Regions from separate parts of the Mus musculus genome. Here region 2 is linked to region 1. The links are chromatin contacts, found by Hi-C in ENCODE. All regions are on one chromosome and are shown on one strand. Each heading gives the region's core, a stretch centred on a gene start or an enhancer-like site at or near the end of the contact. The rest is flanking DNA. Distances are from core to core; before and after follow the strand shown. Region 1 holds the start of Agpat5 (1-acylglycerol-3-phosphate O-acyltransferase 5 (lysophosphatidic acid acyltransferase, epsilon)). Region 2 holds the start of Defb12 (defensin beta 12).

What was found. Hi-C counts contacts between places; a loop is a spot of excess contacts on that map.
Region 2: a map of regulatory T cell shows a loop between it and region 1 (16-fold over the local background). The contact joins the promoter of Defb12 here to the promoter of Agpat5 in region 1. A Hi-C loop is called at or near these places in 3 of 37 maps with a recorded cell type or tissue (T-helper 1 cell, T-helper 17 cell and regulatory T cell).

The regions. Positions count from the first base shown.
Region 1 is chr8:18,841,213-18,849,037 of GRCm38, reverse strand. Agpat5 (1-acylglycerol-3-phosphate O-acyltransferase 5 (lysophosphatidic acid acyltransferase, epsilon)) reads right to left here and starts at 2,759. Exons shown (of 8, transcript NM_026792.3): 1 at 2,260-2,759. The coding sequence starts at 2,478.
Region 2 is chr8:19,109,655-19,117,479 of GRCm38, reverse strand. It overlaps Defb12 (defensin beta 12), which reads left to right and starts at 2,647. Exons shown (of 3, transcript NM_152802.3): 1 at 2,647-2,750; 2 at 3,112-3,153; 3 at 4,699-5,549. The coding sequence starts at 2,660. The coding sequence ends at 4,823.

The DNA of each region.
Region 1 (7,825 bases), core at 1,510-4,009:
GAAAACAGAAAAGAACCTACATTTGCATAGAATCCAATGCAACGCCTTTAATCCCAGCCCTTGGGAGGCAGAGGCAGGCGGATTTCTGAGTTCGAGGCCAGCCTGGTCTACAAACTGAGTTCCAGGACAGCCAGGGCTATATAGAGAAATTCTGTCTCAAAAACAAAACAAAACAACAGCAGCAACAACAAAAGAATCCAATGCAATGTCCACACAATCTGCTTTTGAATAGCAAAGGAGGCCCTCACCCTCACCCTCTCCCTCTTTAAGTGGAATTGGTTGGATACAGCTGCTTGAACACTGCTCTCCACTGTGCACATATTCTAAAACCATTACAAGTAAGATTATAGGCAAGTGGTGGCGCACGCCTTTCATCCCAGCACTTGGGAGGCAGAGGCAGGTGGAGTTCTGAGTTCGAGGCCAGCCTGGCCTACAGAGTGAGTTCCAGGACAGCCAGGACTACACAGAGAAACCCTGTCTCAAAAAAACAAAAAAACAAACAAACAAAAACCACAAAAAACAAACAAAAGATTATCCCTATAGCTGGTGACCTAAGGCAGAAGACAAGCTCACATCTCAAACTCTTGTGACCAGTGATCAGCTAATTACTTTGATTTTATTTTGATCCATATTACTGCCTAACCACATTTCTCCCTCATATGTAAACTGTTCAGTACCGCCATGAATCCGTTTTAAATTTCATATAACTAAAAGAGTTTAATCCAGACATGGCGGTACATGCCTTTAGTCCTAACACTCTGGAGACAGAGGCAGGCAGATCTCTGTGAACTTGAGGCCTGTGAGGTCTACATAGAGTTCCTGCCCACCAAGACTACAGTGTGAGATCCTGGTTTGCTTCTTTTTTTTTTAGAGCTCATTATTGGAAAGAATAGAAGAACTCATTTTTTTCCTTCTCTTCTCCTTAATCTTAGTTTTAAGGCGTTAACTTAAAAGCCCTAAAATCACTTAGAAAACAGCTGCTGTAGCCTGGGTGGGGGGTAATAAGGTTTGCACTTGACTCCCCTCAAGTGCGTGTCCTCTCTCCCAATCAATAAACTCACTAACTTTGCTTCATTCTGACTCATCCTAACGTCTCTGCAGCAAGAATATAGGTGGCACTTGAGTAGAGGTCCCTGAGCGTCTGAGGGGTACTTGTCATGTGCAAGGTCAGCAACTTTAAGTTGTGCTCCCCGCTGTCTTGTCCCTTCTGCTAGTGAAATTAAATACTTATCCACGATTAGACCATACATTCACTTGACAAACTTAGTAAAGTAAGAGGGAGGTTTGAAACCATCAGTGTGGGGGTTCCTAAAAATTCTGAATGAAATCCTATTCTAAAAGTCAATTTTTCAGAAACCTTGATGTGCAACAGTGATTTTCCTATTCCCTAGGAAAACATTTAAAAAGATAGTGATTCAGAGAGGTCTTAATTCCCTACCTCAGACATAATCTCCAACTGGCGCAAAACTCAGTAAGGGATCCAGTCGCCAAAGTACCCCCCTAACACAGAATGAAAAGAACTGAGAAATGGGGGGGAAAGTCATAGATACATCTGGGAGAACCCAAACAGAGCTCTTCTTTGAAACTGAAAACCAAAAAGGAAGTACAACTGTAGGTTTTTATGGGATGTCATATAACGAATTCACATTAGGAGAGCTTTCTACTCTTTATTGTTTTCAGAGTTCAATCTCCACGGGGCGGGGGGGGGGGAGGGAGGGGTGGAAAGAAAGAAAGAAACAGTAGCAGGAAGAAAGCAATCTGACAAGAGATCAGCCCACATTGAAGCCCAGTCCAAGCTGAAGAGAACTGTATCGACAGTGAGGCTCCTATTGTAACCAATGTATTCATTTCCTCCCTAGGCCCTCGCTTTCACCCGGGAGGAACCCAAGGCAGGAGTCGTCCTTCACAGCTGTCACTTTGGTCAGCGCCTAGAGGTCTTGCTAATCTAAAAGACCTCGGAAGTGCAAATGAAGCCAGTCCCAGCATCACCACCTCGGACTCAGTGCCCTACTTTGGCAGGCACTGAGATGGGCAGTAACAGCCGGCCCGGGGCGGGGGTGGGGCGGACCCGGGAACACACTCAGCCTCAGCAGGACGTTCCAGAAGGAACCCCGAAGTGAGAACCAGAAACTTCCCCCCGCGGCGGGAGGCCGTGAGCTGCGGCACGTGCTCGCCGGGCTGCGAGTGTTCGCCCGGGTTGCAAGCGCCGCCCCGGCCGCGGGGAGGGCTCGCACGCAGCCCTGCGCGGCCGCGCCTCACCTGGACCCCGGTGTAGTTCTCGAAGAAGAAGAGCACCATGTTCTGGTAGACGCAGTAAAGCCGGTCGTCCACGCGCTGGTACAGGCGGGCGGGCATCAGCGCGGAGAGCACCCGCCACAGCGTCCAGGCCAGCAGGTAGGTGGGCGCCGAGCCCAGCAACAGGACGCTGGGGAGCAGGTAGCGCATAGAGTACGTGTGGAGCACCAGGGACAGCAGCATCCTCTCGGCTCGCCAGCCGCGACTCCGCCTGCGTTGCCCGCGCGGCCACCAGGACCTCAGCCACCGCCGGCCGCCCGCCAATCACTGCGCGGGGCCGGCCGCGCCGCCGCCCTCCGCCCTGGCTCCGCCCCCAGCATGGGCCGCGGGGGCCCGGGACCCGGCGGGGACAGTGACGGCCTCTGCTCGCCGCCTTGGAAAGGGCACGCCTCGGCTTGCCGGGCGCACTCGCCTCGGGGTGCTCGCTTTGCTCCGCGCGACCCGTGCTTGTCAGCGGGGAGGCGGGGTGAAGCAAGGCTCCCGGGTAATAAGGCGCCTCCTGATTGGCCGACTTATGGGCGTAATACGTGTTCTGATTGGCTCGGTCCCTTGGCCTCGTCACGACGCATGCTCGACTGCGAATGCTGGCTGGGGATGAGCCCGGGAAGAAGTGAGGTGGTGGGTTTTGGCCTGTGCTGGCGTGCGAGAGCTGCGTGGAGACACGAGGATGCTTCCTGCAAGACACGCGTGAGCCGACTAAGTCGTGGAGCACAGGAGGAGCTCGATGCCGCAGGTTATGGACAACTGCAGCGTCTTCGCGTGCCGGAGGGCCACCCGTGCCCCCACGTGCATAGGAAGCACACCTTCCCTCCTCTTGGCTGTTGCAGAATGAGGCTGGGTCCGTCTCCTGTACCCTTGGTTCACCTTTCACGGGACTGTCACCTCCTTGTATTAAATCTTTCAAAGCCTTAACTTTTGCCCTTTAATAACCTCTTGCTCTTTAACTTGTTTCTACTGTGCGTTTTCCTAATATCCTACATTTCTTCTTTTCAATGTGTAGGAAAGTATTTCCCTATACATGTAGGATCCATAAGTTCTCTTCCCTCCAGAAAACTAGAATAGTTAAGTAACAGCAAAAACTTATCCAGGGGCCCAGGTCCTTTCACTGCCCTAACTAGTGGAGACCAGATAATTCTATACAAGAAGGTATAGAAGGAAACAGGTCAGTGCGCACGCTCAGATCTGTATAAAGTACGTTTTAAATATGTGGGTGTGTGTGTGTGTGTTGGTTTCTCTAAGTGACCCTAAGGTCACTTATTCTGCCCCTAGTTTTCTCCCTTTCCACACCACTGACGCCTGTGTCTCTGCTTCCTTGCCTTGGATTTCCCTTCATCTTTTGCCCCATGTTTCTTTCCCATCACCTCTGAGATGCGCTTCATAAGGCATACAGGTGACTCCTGTCATTAGCACACTATGTCAGATGGACGTGCTTAGGAGTTTACACGATATCAGAATGTATTGAATGACAATAAATTTCACTAAGTACAGTGGCTTCGCTGGCACCAGAGAGGCCCACTTTACTCTGTAGCCCTTGCTAAGGGAAACACAGGTTCTTTTATTGCAGTCTTAATTACTAATATTAACTCTCAGATCACACATACATCACTCTGTAAGTATATCTCTGTTTACATATGCATATATAGGTTACAGTGACTACAAAGAGTTAGAAAGAAGAAAGGAGTTTTAAAAGCCTTGGGAAGCCAGTGCTGGAGAACTGACAGGGCTATAAGAGTGTCTGTCACGATAACATGAACCACAAACCCAGCTTTAGGGGAAAAGCAGCTGTTGGTGGGTCACAGATATGACAAACTGTCCAGTTTAATGAAGATGCAGAGGTAAAAGGGCAGGCAAAGGAACTGTCAAGACAATTCACTGTCAGTTCAGCAGACCAGTCCAGACAAAGGAATTGTTTGACAGATAGACTGTAGATTCAGATTGGCAAACAAGAGTTCAGGAAGACAGGAATTGAGGTACACATCAAAAAAGAAGGGACTGAGCCAACCTGAAGGTCTCTGGAAATTCAGGGGTTCTCTCTCTGTTGGCCTATGACATTCTGCAAATAGTCAGATGATCCATTTGTGGGAGCATTTACTTGACAATGTTAAGAGTCAACTTTTGTCAACAGAAAAACAAGGTACCTGAGGGCCCCCTCTCCTTTCCCAACCATAAAGTTTCAATTTTCTAGGAATGTCTGTAGAAATTACATTTGTAAGGAAAGGACATGTGGCTTTTCCCTTATCAGATTATAACCCTGTCTAAAACGTCTCTGGGGCCACCTCATGTTTTATCAGAAGAGAGGAGACAGTAAGATGGTTCTGAACATCTGTACTCAGGATTGACAAACCTTAGTGATTACAGAGCCCATGTGGTGGAAGGAGAAAGTGAATTGGAGATTGTCCTGTGACCTCTACAGGTGTCCATGGCATGCACCCATACACACAGATAGCTGTAAAACTAGACAAATAGGAAGGTGTTCTGGTGACTCTTAGATGCACAATCTGAGAACCACTATAGCTTATCTGGATAATACTAACAATGTGAGCCTGTGTGTTTTTTTTAACCAAAAAAAAAAAAAAAAAAACAAAAACCCTTTATGCTTAAGCTTACATTAAAATACCTGTAATAAAATTCCCAGCTATGTTTCACTATAAATTCTTTTCAACATCAAATCCACTAATCCTGGTTTAGCCCGAGCTGAAGTCCCTAAAATCCAGGGGAACTCCTCTGGCTGCCGAGGATGACAGTGTGATAGTCTTCAGGAACAAAAACCAAGGTGAGGCTTGAAGATGATAAAATCTAGAGATCTTGATCAGTTTTTTTTCCCCCTTAAGGCACCAGAGAAATCTCAAACACCTCACAGACAGAATCAGCAGTTGAAGAAAGGTGTTTATTAGGGATTGAGGAAACACATGGGAGACAGCAGATGTACAGAAAGAAAAAGAAAGAAATACACTGCAGAGCAGAGACTCGGCCAAAAACATCCAGTGTCTTTTCAAAGGCTGAATGTTCTAAGCCTCTGAAGAGTCTTCCTCCCCTAATTAATTAATTAATTAGGGTTGGTCAGTTTGAAGAAATATAGGACAGGAGATTGGCTCAGACTGTTGTCTGACAAGTCTTCATCAAGCTTTGAACTGGTTGAACCAGTCCATCAGCAGGGGGCCCGCTGGTGGGGAGACAAAAGTCAACAAGACCTTTGTTTTAATCTGCCAAGCTATTGTCTCAAGTCTGGAGGACCTGGAAGAAGCCATCCATCTTCCAATATTCTCCACCTTTAATCCCTAGTCTTTGGCCCTTTCCCCGCCCACCTACCAGGGAGTTTATCTAACTCAGTTTTTCAAGTGAGGAGCTGTGTCTGCTTCCCCATTACTAACCGGGTAACTGTATTTGTTAATGTGAGAATAACACCTTCCTGTTATCATTGAGGAGCAGAGTATTTCAAAATGTACCCAAGGAGGAAACTCAAGAACAATTAGAGTTGGAGAGAAAAAATGTAGGCAAACCGAAGATGATTTCTGGATTAGGGGGGTCAAGAAAACCCCAGGCTTTTAGCAAATGAAATACAAGGGAATGTTACAGTTTCCAGTGGCAGGTTGAGGGAAGGGTTTGTGAGGCCTAAGTACTTGTCATATGAGGTGCTTCATGGTCCGTCTGTCTTCAGGATGTCTTCCCAAGAATTGTCTAGTTATCACAGGAGGTCTCGAGCTTTTTCCTGGCCAAGGGGAGCTCCTGCTGTCTTTGTCAAATATGTTATCAACCATGGACCCTTTGTGAAGGGGTTTAGTGACCACCAACCATGCTGTTGTCATTACCTCACTTTCACGTCTAGGTCCCAAATGGGTCTCCAGACCTGGAAGGCACCTGCTGTCAGTATGAAAAAGGATGTAGATAGAGCATGCCACATGGACTAGAGGAAGCTCACACACAGCTTTATGCACTATGTCCCCAATGGATCTGGGACACAGGTAACTGCCAGTGGCCTTTTTGGTCCCCCTTCTCACTTCTTAGCATCCCTTATCACCAACACTTGTCATCACAACCTTTGGGGCTTTCCAATGTTGTATAATGAAATGTTTCAACATTCAATTGCCTAACTCAGTGAATAGTTTCTAAATATCCCAAGCCTAGAGGGTACATGGTTCTTATATTTGTAAGTGTAACAATATGAAAACTACCTCATTCTGAAGAAGCTCTGAGCCTCTGACTTCTTGGTGTAATATGGAAGGCGTTATTTGAAAAGGACACTAAACTGCTCACCTTTACTCTACACATCTAAATGAGGCCAGATTTTTTTTTTTTTTTTGACTTCAACCAGCTGATGCAAAATACACAGCCCTCTCTGCAAAATTAGTAACAGCTCATTTGTTCTGGTGCCAAATCCAAGTGGCCATGGCAGGGGACACAGATTTGGGTTACCACCAAATACCAACATGGTAACAGTTTCCTGTTTTTACAGTAACTCAACCAAAAGTGATCAGTCAAGTTGCTTTTCAGATACGTTGGTTGATGCATCAAGTAGTCAGGCTACTGGGAGGTAGATAAGTCTCTGCCATAAGGCTCCAGGTGTTATCTGATGACATTCTTAGGCTTTGCAGTATGGTAGCTGTAAGCCTTGTTTGTAGATTGCAAAAGCATTGACCTAATATAAGGATGTTAAGTCACTCACAGAGATGAGCAGTAAATGGCTGTTTAGAGAGCTAAGGATAGTTCAAGATAATCAGGCTCCTGATCTGCAGCATTCCGTTCTCCACAGTTCAGATAAGGTCTAATCAGTCTATCGGCCCAGTAGGATGCTTAATGTAAGTGTGTTCACCTCCCAGTCTCAGCTCACAAACCAAACATCAACTCGGCCGCAGGCTAACTACAGTGATAGATATGGACACACAGTGTCTTTTATTTACACCTGACAACAAGGAGATAGGCAGGAATAAAAACAAACAAGACTATTCTTCTTACTAACTTATTGTTGTTTAAAAATATGTGTTTTAATATATAAAAGCTATTTAAATTTTAAATGATTTATTAGTATTTCTAAAGGAATCAATAAATGGCATGATGGAAGAAGCCATTTTGGAGGTTGTCTTCTTTTAAGGGACTCTCACTGTGGTTCCCAGGCCGGGCTCACGCTCAAATAGTGCCCCAGGCATGGGCTAGTGTGTCTGGATCAGGAAGTCTTTTGTTTGTTTGTTTGATTGGGTTTTTTTTTTTTTTTTTAATGAAGTTGGCATCAAAAACTCAAGACAAAGGGTAGACACAAGAAACCTTTGATGCAGTTCTCAAGTCTATAGTTCCTGGCAGGACCCTAACAACACAAGGAACAAGGCTACTACATCAAGTCAACTATGGAACCCACCCAGCTACAGAAACAAAAACAACAAGGTTGACTATGGTATTTGTTAACTTTGTATCAACGCCTGACAAAACACCAGATGCTAACAAGGGAGTCAAGTTTTGTTTTGGTTTCTGGTTTCCCAGGATTTCAGTCGGTGGTGATAGGGAAGACTGAGGCTGTTCACATCCTAGGAAGCAGAGA
Region 2 (7,825 bases), core at 1,398-3,897, 270 kb before region 1:
GTAAGCAGGTTGCAGTCCACTACCATCAGCTAGATATCCGGGACTCAGATGAAGAAGATCCTCCTCCCACCGAGGCAAAAACAAAGACTCGTCTCCAATTTTCCACCCTTGCTGCTAATGCAGAGTCCCCTTGGTTCCTTAGGTTTTGGAGACAATAGGGACAAGGAAGGGTGACCTCCAGCTCTTGTCATAGCTTAAGAGCCACAAATTGTGGTATTACAATTGGCATGCTTACAGAGGCCTTACTGAGTCTGAGGTTGATAATTCTCCTACGGGAGCTGCACAAAACTCAGAATTGTGCATGCTGATTCGTAATAAATACAAATCCAGTATGGGCCCAGCATGGGTGCAAACTAAGTATTGCAGGGGAAGGTCCAAATAGACCATTTCTGAGTTCCCTGAGAGGCAAACCCGGTTAGGAAGAGGTTGGTATCTAATTTCAGTTACAATTAATAATTTTTTCAAAGGCTCTGCCTCACCTCCCCAAAAGATACCAAGAGCCACAAGTGTGGGTCTGTGACAGCACCCACGGGAGGAATCGGGTCAATGTCCCCCCAGCCATGGTAATGCCCGCTCATCTAAAGATGAAAAAGATTAGTTGATCACCTCAGTTAAGTGTGGCCTTATTTAATTTAATTCAGAAGGGGGAGATGTCAGAGACCATCCCGTGAGAAAGTGAGCCCTTCACAATCTCCCTAGCAGGCCAAATGGCCTTGTACTGAGAACTGGTTGTCACCCCCCTTTCCTCCCTATTCCTTTCCTGGCACCTGAGGCTGTAAAAGCTGAATTATAGTCCCCTCTCCCCTATCTCTTCCTGAGTTCCCATGCCATCCAAGGACATGAGTTACGCCTGAGCCTAGCCTGACCCCCAAGGCTGTCAAGGAGGATCGATGTTCCAGAGATAAGATCCAGAGTGCCCGCTGCCTGGCGCCTGACTTCAGCCCCCATGTCAGCAGATGCCCACTTCTTTGTTCTTTGTATAATTCTCCCTCGACCCCTCCCATATTCCCCGCGATGTATGCTTTAAAAAGAAGGCACCTCAGCCTAATAAACGAGACCTCGATAGGTACCCTTCCTGGTCTCCTACTTTCTTTCTTTTATTCCCATCTCCTTCCAGGTTCGCGGTCCCCCTCGCACCCACGAATAACTGAATCCCACGGGACGGGATAACCACCAATCAAAGAAAACACATAGTGGGACTCGTGGCTCTAGCTGCATATGTAGCAGAGGATGGCCTAGTTGGTCATCAATGGGAGGAGAGGCCCTAGGTCCTGTGAAGGTTCTATGCCCCAGTATAGGGGAATGCCAGGTCCAGGAATGGGAGTGAGTGGGTTGGGGAGCAAGGGCAGAGGGGAGGGGATAGGGGATTTTTGGAGGGGAAACTGAAACTAGGAAAGAGGATAGCATTTGAAATGTAAATAAAGAAAATAACTAATTAAAAAAAAGGAGTCAGATTGCTATGATCACTTTGCGGAGTGGTTGTTCAATGTTATATAGAAATATAAATGTGATGTTGATGATGATAATCAGACATTCTGATAAACACTTCTATGCCATGTACAATGCACTCAAATGCCCAATGAGGCTGATATTAACAATATAACGCAATTTTAAGGATAAAGAGGCTAAGGTTTCAAAAATTGTTAACCTATCCAAGGCGGTCTACTTAGTAGGTATCTGTCTAACTACATAGTCTACATTTTCATGTATATGTGAGAGAGAATGAGAGGAGGGCACTGAGAATTGAATGTAGGCTGTGTGTGTGGCAGGCAAACACTTTTCTACTGAGCTACATCCCAGCCCCTTTTTACTTATTTTAGATTCAAGTATCACCAAATTGCACAGGCTGCCTTTGAATTCACTGACCTCACTATGTAGCCCAAACAGGCCTTTAGCTTGTGATGCTTCTGCCTCAGTCTCTGGAGTAGCTGAGTTACAAGTCTGTGACACCAAGCCTGCCTTTGTCTCCAAGACTGAAAACCAGAACATCATGTAACTATAAGCATCAAGGTGGCAATAAGCAGGACACAGTTTGGGAGTTGACATGAATATTCCTTTTGATGCCCATGGTTTTCATTATTAAAGGATATTGTGATTATAACTGGTCTGTGATGAGATGTCTGACAGGCACAGGATTCAAAGCTACCATAGCAAAAGGTCAGTTACTCCTCACGTTCTGCTGAACAATTTATAAATCCAGCTGTGAGAATGAGGAGAGTCAGTGTGCACATCTGTGGATGGCCTTCCAGTCCCCACAATAGCTCTGGAAGCACTGAGAGCATTCAAAGTGCTCCTGAGTTGAAATCATACTGGATCCCCAGGACAAGCTACAAAGGCAATACTTGTGCTTTGTTCCTTGAGAAGTCATGGAGACCTATCAGGATTCTCTCCCTTAGATTCCTGCAGTAGAAGTGGGCACAGCCCTGAATTCTCCAAGTCTTGAACCAATGTCCACTCCATTCTACAAGCTGGTTAGGCATGGAGAAGTAAGGCTTTGCAGGCTCAAGGTTATTACCCACTGCCCCAGCTCTTGATCCTGGCAAATGGAGCATGTAATCGTGCTTTCTTCATTGATTCACTTCACTGACCTAGAACATAGCCCACTACTTTCCAATATAAATGTTTTCTTGTCTCCTCAAAGAAACCCCGATTCTCTGTGATGAAGAATCTCCCCTCAAACATGGCTCTGAGCAGAGAGGTGTTCTATTTTGGTTTTGCTTTGTTCTTCATTGTAGTTGAACTGCCATCAGGTAAATCAAAGTTGATGGGATTTTGATGGGGGGGGGGGTGCAGTGGGTAGATCATGAAACCCAATGACTCTTTCATGCACCACCCTGAAACTGAGAGTAACTCTCCTCTCCCCAGAGATTTCTTGGATCTCCACTCATGTTTCCTAAGAGCCAGATGAACAGAGCTTTAATTTACATTGTATTGTTTAGTACACTGGTCTTTCTGGCTTCCAGGAGTGCTGGTCTTGAGAAACCCAATAAATAACAGCAACCATAACATCAGTAGTCCCTCGAAAGCCATGTAACATGTAGGAGAAATTTTATAAAGTGTTGTTTCTTGCTTTAATATTCTTTTCTAAAATGCATTTTGTTTTAAATTTAGGGTCCTGGGCAGGACTTGAGTATTCCCAGTCATTTCCAGGAGGTAAATTACATCTTTATCTGTATTTTCTCCTTCTCCTAACTTGAACGAGGTCTGCTTGAGGGCATCTGCCAGATGAGGAAGATCACATAGAATGGTGCAGATGAGGCGCCACCCTCATTAGAGATTGTTTATAACGGTTAGTTGAAAGCTTTGGGTGTGCACCAGAGGTTCTCTTACATGGGAAGACAGCACAATGCAAACAAAATTCAAAGAAATATTGAAATATCCTTGGAGGGCTGAAGAAGTGACTAAAAGTTAAAGGTTAAAAGTGCTTGCTGTGCAACTATGAGGACCCAAGTCTGGACTCCAGCACACACCAGTGTTGCTTGAGCCTGTGACCCCAGGACAATGGTTGCAGAGCTAGGAGGTTCAAGGGCAGAGCTAGGTGGGTCACTGGGATCCATAACAGCTAGGAAAAATGAGCTAAGGGTCAAAGAGAGGCCCTGCTTCAAAGCTGACAGTGACAGAAGAAGATGTTCAAAGCCTTTTTCTTGATGTTTTGTGTGCACATACATGGGTGCATGAACCTGCACACACATGCATGTGTCCAACACAATACACCTCTCTCTTTTTCTCACACATACACACATCAGCATAATGATGATAATAAAAATATATAAGTAACTAAGTAGCATGAGAACTATGGAACTCATGAAGAATTAATTTCTCCAACCCTTAACAAATACACATAGATTGTGCCACTTAATTATTAAAGCACCATTAGAAGTAAATATCATACAAACATTATCATAGAATCATTTCACCACTCAGCAAATTAAAAATGTGCACAGGTATTTCTATTATATCCCCCAGTGAAGGGGGCTAGGTATATTAAGCAGCTGGTACTAGAGCCAAACAAGTATTGAGATTAAATTCTTCATTCCAGCTTCGAGGATTTGAAAGCAAAGGCTAACTAGTAAATTTTCAACAGTGCAGACATGCATTTTAAAAGTTCTGAAGAATAGATGTTGCTGTCACTTGCATCAGACCTGTGAAAGACAATAAACACCTGGGGGACACGGGTGATGGTTACCTGTTGTGTTTAACTCTTTTCAGCTCCACACTGTCTGTGGTAATCAGATGCTATGGGGTAGTGCTCTTCTTACAGTGTGAGTGTGTGAGTGTGTGTGTGTGCATGTCTGTGTGTGTTTATGTCTGTGTGTGTTCATTCATGTGTAAAAGCCAGAGGTCAAACTTATAAATGTCATTCCTCAGAAGCCATTCATTCACCTTGTTTTGTGAGACAGAATCTACCACAAACTCGGCTAGGCTGACCACTGAGAGTCAGCTGTCCCTGCTTCCCCAGCTGAGGACCGTGAGTGACACAAGTGCCTGGCTTTTTACCTGGGCACGGAGGATCAGACTCAGGGTCCCATGCTGACCCAAGAAACACTTTGCCAACTGAGCTATCCCCAACATCTCTGGTCTAATTCTAAAAAACACTGCTGGCCATACACGCAAACCCTGCCTGTCAGGAGGCCTTAGATATTCTTCCCATTCCCACAAGGTTCCAACAACCATCTCAGCAGCTCTTTCCTGGCACAGGGGAGATTGCTGTGTGCGAGACATGCAGGCTCGGCCGGGGAAAATGCAGGAGAACATGCATAGAGAGTGAGAAGATTGCGGGCTGGTGCAAGCTGAACTTCTTCTGCTGTCGAGAGAGGATCTGAACCCAACGACCAATGGTCTTTGGACCTTGCAAGTCGTGCTGAATGGATGGTCAAGGAGAGAACATCTGTGGCTTCCCAGGCCACAATCAGCGCTGCTCAGGCCCGTCTCACCTCAGTCTGTCTCTGTGCTTCATTTGAATTTTAAGACGACCAAAATCAAAACAGCAATGAATGCCTTCTACACAAGCAGACACAACTGCACAACTCCAGAACACTCATAACTTATAACTGTTCTTTCCAGAATTGTCTCATAGGGCTCAGGGTCACCTGAGAGTGTGACTATCATCCTTATTTGTATTTGATACAGGTATTTTATTTGTATTGTCGTCTGTAGTACAGCAAACCTGGGAGACAAGGGACAGTGTGGGCATCACTACCTCTTTCTGTGTCTCTAACATACTAATTATTATGGGATTAATAGACAAACGAAAGTGCTATGCTCCTCTATGTTGACAGCTTTGTAGTTCTATAGACTACAAGAAAAAATGCATTCCTTTGATTCTTGATGAGGTGATGTATTATTATCCACAGATTATAAAAATTATGATATATATTTTTAAAAAAACCCTCATTTACTCTAGTAATGCCGGTGCTTCTGAAACACATTGTCCTTGCCTGCAAGAAGAAATGGTTAGCTATTAATTAAAATGTCTATTTACATAGGATATCTGCAGATGAAAAAACTGTAACTTTGCCTTGTGAAATAAAATTTGCAGCTTCAAAAACTAAATGTCAAAACTAACAGTCATGGGGCTCACACTTGATCAGTTTTATGGGTACACATGAACCTGACCAGTATTCTGCCAAGAGTTATCTAGTACCTAGGATCTTCTCTTACTCTTTTCCTTCTAACTATGCAACGTCAGCACTGGTCTATCCTATTTCCATCCACCAGGGTTCCTGAGTTTTGGCTGAGTTTACTCAATTCAATCTGCTAGGAAAATGGCAGATAGCAATAGAAACAGGGCTATTTGCCCACCAGAGGCTTCATTTCCCATGTTAAAGCTACTGCTTTTCTCTCAGCTCTCGCCTGGCTCCCCCACGGCAGGTGTAGCTTCTAATAGGCAGAGCCTGGGATACAGGATAGAGGGCAACAAGATGTGTGTTTTATAGAGGTCACAAAAAGTACACATGGGTTCATTGACTCAAAGGCATCCTTAGAGGAAAACAGCTAAGGATGTGGTCTGTTAGGAAAGAACATAGCATAAAGGGGTTTTAGTATCAAGTTCTGGGAATGAGATGAATGTATAAGAAGACAATAACAAAGACTTTCAACCCCTTGGGAAACTGCTCACTGCTTTGGAGAGCACAGCAGCCTTGTGAGAACACACAAAGGCCTCTCTACAGAACACACACACCTTAAGATACAATTGTTACCCGTGTGCTGTATGAGAACACACTGAGAAGTTAGCAGCTTGACATGGCACACACTACCTCAAACTCTCTTAGGTCAGAAGTCTGGGTCTGGTGTAGGTGGTTACTCTGCTCACAGTCTCACAAGACTGACAATAAAGCATCCACTCGAGCTGCAGTGCCATCAGAGGCAAAAGGTCTTCCAGACACAGTCAGGGGCCAACCTCAGCAGGTGTAGCAAGGGCAGACCACTTAGCATCCCCTGCTCACAGCTGCCTTTGTCCACGGCAATCTCATCCTTCAAGACCAGCAAGAGAACCCCTCACTTTAGAACTTCCCAACTTACTTGTACATCAAAATGAGCTGAAGAACTGAGGCTGTGGCTCCAATTTACTATTGAAAGTAAGTTGGTACTACCATTGAAGAATTGGGTAGAAATTACAACAATAATAATCATCTCAAAGGCAATTGCTTATAACTAGTATATATTTATGTATGTATGTGTGTGTTAGACATATGCATATGTATATACAGCAAATGCCAAAACTCATATGAGTTCTACTTTACTGATTATTACATTAAGGGGAAATCAATTAACCATCCCAATTAGAGACTGGCAGAATGTGGTTTTAAAAGATTAAGATTTCAGTTGTATAGTTTAAAAACTTTTCATTCAAAGAAACATTGGAAGCAAGTGGTAGACAAACAGCTTGTAACACAGACTTTGGCAAAAACAAAAGGCCTGTTATTGGAGACAAGGTTGTTTTATGACTGAAGTATCAATCCAAGAGAGGAGATACAATATTTTTTTTAAAATGCACCTAAGAGCAGATAGCTAAAATACTTGAAGGGAATACTGACACATCAATATTCTAAAGTCCAGTCTTTTCTGAGATTCTACAAAAACTCAGCTGTGAACATATGTAAACATAAAAAAAAAAAAAAAAAAAAAAAACAAGGGCTGGAGAGATGGCTCAGCAGGTAAGAGCACTGACTGCTCTTCCAAAGGTCCTGAGTTCAAATCCCAGCAAACACATGGTGGCTCACAACCATCCGTAATGAGATCTGATGCCCTCTTCTGGAGTGTCTGAAGACAGCTACAGTGTACTTACATATAATAAATAAATAATTTTTTTTTAAATCCAAATGACGTGCTTCCAATACATTGTCACCCAGAAAACATTTCTGTTCCGAGAAGACTCATGGGGATAACAAGGAAAGGTGGCCCAAACTTAGACCAAAATCCAGCTGGGCAAACACTAAAGCCTCTGCACTATGCCTGGCGTCTGGGGCATGGGGTGACATGATGTGAACTCCAGAGGATTTGACTAGCCCCATCTCTATACTATAGCCCTGTCTTCTGCAGCAAGTATGGCTTCTTATAGACTGGCCCATTTGCTAAGTGTGGCTTTCACTTTCAGAGATCCAACATTCTTGGTATCTCTAACACACCCCGATCTTGGCCAAAGCATAGACTTTACTCCCAGAGCTTTGTGCAAAGACTGTTTCAGGACTCTTTGCAGGGAATTTGACCTTGCTATACAGTCCTGTATACAGGCCACATTCTCTGGAAACGCTTCTGAAAGCCTCCACATCCCCACTGGTGGTGCATTCTGCAAACCAACAGAACTAGGATGGCGTAGACATCC